Regions from separate parts of the Homo sapiens genome. Here region 2 is linked to region 1. A link is a contact called in ENCODE Hi-C or POLR2A ChIA-PET data. All regions are on one chromosome and are shown on one strand. Each heading gives the region's core, a stretch centred on a gene start or an enhancer-like site at or near the end of the contact. The rest is flanking DNA. Distances are from core to core; before and after follow the strand shown. Region 1 holds the start of B3GAT3 (beta-1,3-glucuronyltransferase 3). Region 2 holds the start of CST6 (cystatin E/M).

Region 1 (3,451 bases), core at 562-3,061:
CAAAATGAGCAAGTGCAAGCCTTCCTTGGGTTGCTAGATATTTTCGTAGAAGAGCCCAGCAAGATCATCACATTTTAGTAGGCCTAGTTAGTAAGTGGTGATCAGAGCCAATGGAGTCCCTCTTGGATAGAAATAGCCATAAGGTCAGATAGCTGTTTCTCAAACTAAACTTTTGGAGGATGTCGGGGGTTGAGGAGACATAGTTTCGCTCTATTGCTCAGGCTGGAGTGCGGGGAGTGCTGTGGTATGATCCTGGCTCATTGCAGCCTTGACCTCCCAGGCTTCTAAAGTTCTGGGATTACAGGCATCGATCACTGTGCCCAACCTAGAGGCTTCTGCTTGTAGCTAACAGCACTTTTGTTTTTGTTTTTGTTTTTGAGACGGAGTCTCCCTCAGTCGCCCAGGCTGGAGTGCAGTGGTGCGATCTCGGCTCTTGGCAAGCTCTGCTTCCCGGGTTCACGCCATTCTCCTGCCTCAGCCTCCTGAGTAGCTGGGACTGCAGGCGCCCGCCACTACACCCTGCTAATTTTTTTGTGTTTTTTAGTAGAGACGGGGTTTCACCGTGTTAGCCAGGATGGTCTCGATCTCCTGACCTCGTGATCCGCCTGTCTCGGCCTCCCAAAGTGCTGGGATTACAGGCGTGAGCCACCGCGCCCAGCTGCTAACAGCACTTTTTAAAGTTTCCCATTGTTTTAGTGACAGGAAGTATACTGTTCCCCCTTCCCCTCATTTTGTAGACTGACCACAAGTCAGAGATTATTTTACCAGAAACTTTTTTTGGGGGGTTATTTTTTTTTTGAGACGGTCTCACCCAGTCACCCAAGCTGGAGTGCAGTGGCATGATCACGGCTCACCACAGCCTCAGCCTCCCATGTCAGCCTCCCAAGTAGCTGGGACTGTAGGCCCGCGCCATCACACCCAGCTAATTTTTGTGTTTTTTTTGTAGAGACGGGGTTTTGCCTTGTTGCCCAGGCTGATCTGAAACTCCTGGGCTTCTAAAGTGCCAGGATTACAGGCATGAGCCACTGGGCCGGGCCCTTTTTTTTTTTTTTAAAGGAAAAATGAGAAGGATGGCTTGTGCTTGTGAGGAGGAAGGGGATGCATTCATGGAATTCCCCAGCTCAGGAACTATTTCCAATCAATTTCCTGGTAGTTAAAACACTTCCTTGGCACCCCTGTTGTCATCTGTTGAAGAAATGTGGGCCAGAGGACACACTAGAGATGCTGGAATCGGGTGTCCAGAAAGGACACAAAACTGCCCTGTGGCAATGACATAATTTTTGTCAACTTTGGTTTCTTATCTATCTCAAAGTATTATAGTGAGGATTCCAGGAGAGACACCCAGAGGATCATGTGGTGGGCCTTAGATTTCATTCGTGTAATAAGTATTGAGCAACAGCTATTGGGTGGCGTGACTGACTGGATGGATGAATAAGGTGAAGATCTGGGCGCCAGGACTGGCTTTCTCAGGCAATTCCGTGATGAGGGGGCGGGTCTCGAGGTAGGTACCACGTGCACCTACTCGAGATTCTGCACCTACCCGGGGTTTTGACTGCCGGCCACGCGAGTTTGGCACGCCGGATGTGACGTCACCACCCGGTGGTTCCCGGAACCTGGCGGTGGGACCGGAAATCAAGTCTACAAGGCGGGGGGGTGCACAGATGACCGGAAGCGTGCCCTGGCGGCGCTGCCAGCCCCAGCTGGGAGCTGGTAGGGGAGTGCGAGGAAGGCGGGACGCAGGGCGGAGCCGCTGCAGGGGCGGGGCCTGCGGACAGGAGCCGGGGTTTGGGGCGGGAACCCCTCGTCCCCTGCAGACCCCGCCTGCTCGGGCGCGGGCGGCGGCGCGGCCATGAAGCTGAAGCTGAAGAACGTGTTTCTCGCCTACTTCCTGGTGTCGATCGCCGGCCTCCTCTACGCGCTGGTACAGCTCGGTGAGCGGGGCGGGGCGGGGGTGCGGCGGGCTGGCCCGAGGGCGCCCGCCGCCGTGCATCCCGCCCTGGGGATGAACCCCCGGCAAACACCATTCATCCGCTCGGCCCTCCGGACAGCTCTGCGGCCTCAGGCGCACTGCCCTCTATAGAACGCACCGCGGCTACCCGCCGCACCTCGGATGAAATCCAGACTCCTTCCCAGAGCCTGCAAGGCCCCGCATGATCCTGCTGCCGTCCGCCTCTCCCAACCCCATTTCCACCCCTCTCCCTCGCTCTGCTGCAGCCAGACTGGCTTGCTGACAGTTTCTCGAAAACCCCACGCTCATTACTCTCTCAAGCACTTAACTTGTTCCCTCTGCTTGGGGTGCTTTGCTTCCAGCGTTTCCCGGGCTGCCTCTTTCTCATCCTTCAGGTCTTAGCTCAAATGTCACCTCCTCAGAGAGGCCTTCCCTGACCACCATAGCTAAAGTTACCATTCTTAATTCCATTCCCTTTTATTCTCTATCCTGATTATTTTCTTCATGGCCCCATCACAGTTTGTAATAATGTTATTAATTTGTTTCTTTGCTTAGTGTCTGCTTCCTCCACTAAACAGAAAGCTCGATGAGGGCAGGGACTGTGTCTGTTTTGTTCCCTGCTGTATCCCCAGCACCTAAGGCAGTGCCTCCTAGGAAGAGTATTCAATAAATATTTATCCTACGATGGAATCAATGAATTTAACAATGAGTCTTTGGTCACCTAGCCAAGGGAATGGATCGAACCCTGCCCCTTATGCAAAGATTTAGGGACAGTGCCACTGCGTTATCCTCAGGTATTTGAAAGACTGTCCAAAAGGGGTTCCATAGTGTAATGGTTAGTTGGCACCTTGGACTCTGAAAAGACTGTCCTGTTTAAGGACATGAGCTTGTTAGAAGCCCAGAAGGCAAAATTAGGACCAGCAGGTAGAAAAGATGGAATCAGCTCAATATCCAACATAAAATTGTAACAATGGAATTTATTAAAGTTGGAGAGGGTCTGCTGCTTGAGGCAGTGAGTTTCCCACACGAGAGGTATAGAAAAGGCTACTAGGGAAGTCATAAGGTGATACCTGCATTGGTTAGGAATTAATGAGACGATTACGGCCCTTTGGGATGCTGAACATTCTGCGGTTCTCTGTCCCCACCTTCTTTCCCCATTAATGCTTCCTGGGACCAGGCCAGCCATGTGACTGCCTTCCTCCCCTGCGGGCAGCAGCCGAGCAGCTACGGCAGAAGGATCTGAGGATTTCCCAGCTGCAAGCGGAACTCCGACGGCCACCCCCTGCCCCTGCCCAGCCCCCTGAACCCGAGGCCCTGCCTACTATCTATGTTGTTACCCCCACCTATGCCAGGTATGGGCTCTGGTGCACTCAAGAGGTCTGCGTTGTCCAAGAAGTTGGAGTTGATGATGAGGAGTTTGGGGAGGCACTGGGCTAGGAGTTGTTCCTCAAACTAGAGCATGCCAAAGACAGGATAAATGAACCACATTTATACTCAAATATT
Region 2 (3,308 bases), core at 727-3,226, 3.4 Mb before region 1:
CCATCGTTGGGCCACATGCAGGTGGAGGAATCTTTATAGGCTGGGAGCTCAGTGTCCTGGGTGAGGACACTGCCTGATTGAAGCCCCCCATGCCACCCATGAGCTCCTCCTGGGGCTGAGTGGGAGCACAGCACAGACTCCTCCTCAGAGTGCTCCCAGGCAGCCGGCCCTGTTCTTATCTCAGGCCATCGCCCCTCCTCTGTGAGTCTGCCGCCACCCCTGACCTCTGAGAATATTGGGAGTCTCTGGCTGTGTGTGGGGGCTCTAAGGTTTGTTCCTCTATGCCTGTGATGCTGGGGTGTTTGGGGGCTCCACATTTGGAGGCTCAGCCCTGCACCTTCAGCACTGTCTGGGCTGGGACAGCAGCAGCTCTGCTGCAGGTGGCAGGGTGACCTCTCAGCTTGGGCTGGGGAGCTGGGAGCTGCCAGAAGTGGGAGTGGGGGATGGGGGCAGAAGCGAAGCACTTGGAAGAAACCAATGCAAGAAGCAGCACTGGCCATTTATTGTGACAGATACGGCCCACGGACCTGAAGTGCCCTCCACCATGGCCCCAAACCCAATGGCCTTCGCCCTCGGGGACTTATCACATCTGCACACAGTTGTGCTTTAGGAGCTGAGAGGAGTTCTGCCAGGGAACCACAAGGACCTCAAAGTCACAGCGCAGCTTCTGTGGAGGGAATATGGGGGAGAAGGAGGGGTGAGCCCAGCCTCGACCTGTCTCCTCCCAACAGCCAGCCCTCTGCCTGCCAGGCTGCTCCAGGCCAAGAGAGGGACAATCACTGACCCAACGGATGTCAAGCCGCATGTCTGGGGCTAGACTCCAGATCTTGGTAGCCAACTTCCCCATTCCCGAGGGAAGCCCCAGCTTCCTTTCTGCACCCCATCTTGGCCCAGAGGCTGACTCATCCAGAAGGACGACAGGTTCAGCCAGACATCTAGACATCTACGTGTCCAGCCAAACCAGTTCAGGATGGACAACCTGAGTGCCTGAGGCTCTGGGGAGGGCTGGGGCTGGAGGAGCCCAGCTGTTACCTCCTGCTGCGCCCCTGCTGCCAGGGGGCAAGTGGTGAGGTCGACGTGGTCTCCAGTGACCCTGGTCTTGCGGCAGTCTGTGCTCCCCATCTCCATCGTCAGGAAGTACTTGATGCCGGCCACCAGCTGGGGGCATAGGGTAGGGGCAGGTCAGGGGTCTTGACCCTTGATCCTCACTTCTCACCTCTTGATATATTCTCCTGTTGCCCCCAGGCACTCAGGTGGGGAGAGAGGGAGAGGGGATGATTCAGACGGGGTGGGGGGGGGTGGGGGGGGGTGGGGGGGGGAGTTCTGGTGGGGATGGAGGGTGGAGAGGCCTGGAGGCTGAGCCCCACCAGCAGCCTTGGCAGACATCAGACATGCCCCATCTAGGGAGCTGCCCACTGTCCCCACCTGCCTTCCCTCCTCCCCGATCCACCCCATCAGGGCAGAGACTAGGACCAGGCAAGCCAGGAAGGCAGGTAGTGCAATACAGGGTTTAATTATGTCTTTCCTTGAAATTTAGATGGTTGTCCATCGTGGAGTTTTAGCATTAATTCGATTTTTAAAATATTGCATGAAAATATCCCGATTGCGCTTTTAGGCCCCCTTCATGCACGCTGGGGCAGCGCCTGTGGCCTCCCCCATCTGGGCCGGGTGTCCCCTCCCAGCACCCCGCCCGCCGCACCTGGCTCTGCGCCTTGATGATGTGCGTGTCTCGGAAGTAGTAGATGCTGTTGCTGCCCATGTTGTAGCTGGCCACGGCCGCCTGCGCCGCCTTCTGCACCTGCGGGTCGTCGGGCGACAGGTCCCGGAGTTCTCCGACCATGCGCTCCTGCGGCCGGGCCCGGGCGTCGCGTGGCAGCGCCAGGAGGCAGAATGCGACCAGGGCCAGGCCCAGCGCCAGCGGGAGGTTCGAACGCGCCATGGCCGTCAGTGCCGTCGGAGCCCTCAGAGCCGTGAGTGCCGAGCTTGCGGCCGCGCAGCTTTTACCCGCTGGGCCGCCCCGCCCGACGCCCGCGATGCGCCCCCGCGGCCTGGAGCTGGGGCGGGGCTCGAAGTTGCCGGGGTCCTGCGAGGTTCAGGGAGCCCAGGAGGCCGAGGGGGCGGCGCGCACCCGCGTGCCAAGACGCTTCCCTGCCCTCCAGGACACACCTGGCCCGGGGAGGGAGAGGACAGCGACAGTCCCCAGCAACAAGTGCCAGTACAGGGACGGTTCACGGGAGGGCTGTCCAGAATGAACTACCAACCGCAGCTCTTCGTGGGCTCTTACTGTTGCCACCATTTCCTAGCTGTGTAACCTCGGAGAAGTCACTTAACCACTCGCTGCCTCAGTTTCCTCTTCTGTACAATGGGTGTTGTGAGGATTCAGTGAGCTGAAACAGGTAAAGTTCTTAGAAGAGGTCTGGTGCTGGATAAACAGCAGGTGAGTAGGACACATTACTGCTCAGCGCTGCCTGACAACCTTCCTGGAGCGCGAGTGACTAATGTTTCTACCTGGCCAGGCACCTAGGCATGCTTGTAATTCCAGCACTTTGAGAGGCCAAGGTGGGAGGACCACTTGAGCCAAGGAGTTCAAGTCAGTGAATCGTGATCTCACCACTGCAGCATTCCAGCCTGGGCGACAGAGCTAGACGCTGACTCAAAAAAAAAAAAAAAAAAAAAAAAAAAAAAGAAGGCCGGGCATGAGGGCTCACACTTGTAATCCCAGCACTTTGGGAGGCCGAGGCAGGCAGATCACTTGAGGTCAGGAGTTCAAGACCAGCCTGGCCAACATGGTGAAACCCCGTCTCTACCAAAAATACAAAAATTAGCCAGGCGTGGTGGCACACACCTGAATTCCCAGCTACTCAGAAGGCTGAGGCAGGGGAATTGCTTGAACCTGGGAGGCAGAGGTTGCAGTGAGCCAAAATGGCACCACTGCGCTCTAGCCTGGGTGACAGAGAGAGACTCTGTCTCACAAAAAAAAAAAAGAAAAAAGAAAAAAAATAGTTTCCACTTTACAGAGAAGGGAAAATGGATTTGCCCAAAGACACCGGCAGGAAATAAATGGTGACACTGGCTTGTGTGTGCTGACAGTCTAAGTCAAATCTGTGGTCTTAAACCAGACTGAGCCCACAGGACACAAACTGCCCAGAAGGAGGGGGTGTCAGTCATGTCAGCTCTGCCATCTTACTGACGGCATGGCTTTGGGCAAGTCCCTCAACCTCCCACACAGAGCCTCCGTGCCCTCGTCTGAAAGACACCTTATCTCCTAAGTTTGTTCTGATATTGATGTTTCGAATCTGGCTGTCCCG

What was found. Hi-C counts contacts between places; a loop is a spot of excess contacts on that map. ChIA-PET counts read pairs that join two places held with the same protein, here RNA polymerase II (POLR2A).
Region 2: a map of tibial artery shows a loop between it and region 1 (30-fold over the local background). The contact joins the promoter of CST6 here to the promoter of B3GAT3 in region 1. A Hi-C loop is called at or near these places in 1 of 168 maps with a recorded cell type or tissue (tibial artery). POLR2A ChIA-PET finds 5 or more read pairs at or near these places in 1 of 52 experiments (activated B cell).

Annotation. Positions count from the first base shown.
Region 1 is chr11:62,620,346-62,623,796 of GRCh38, reverse strand. B3GAT3 (beta-1,3-glucuronyltransferase 3) reads left to right here and starts at 1,811. Exons shown (of 5, transcript NM_012200.4): 1 at 1,811-1,931; 2 at 3,126-3,300. The coding sequence starts at 1,850. RefSeq lists a silencer at 1,687-2,096 and an enhancer at 1,965-2,558.
Region 2 is chr11:66,010,676-66,013,983 of GRCh38, reverse strand. It overlaps CST6 (cystatin E/M), which reads right to left and starts at 1,976. Exons shown (of 3, transcript NM_001323.4): 1 at 1,700-1,976; 2 at 1,033-1,158; 3 at 479-667. The coding sequence starts at 1,939. The coding sequence ends at 584. RefSeq lists an enhancer at 1-494.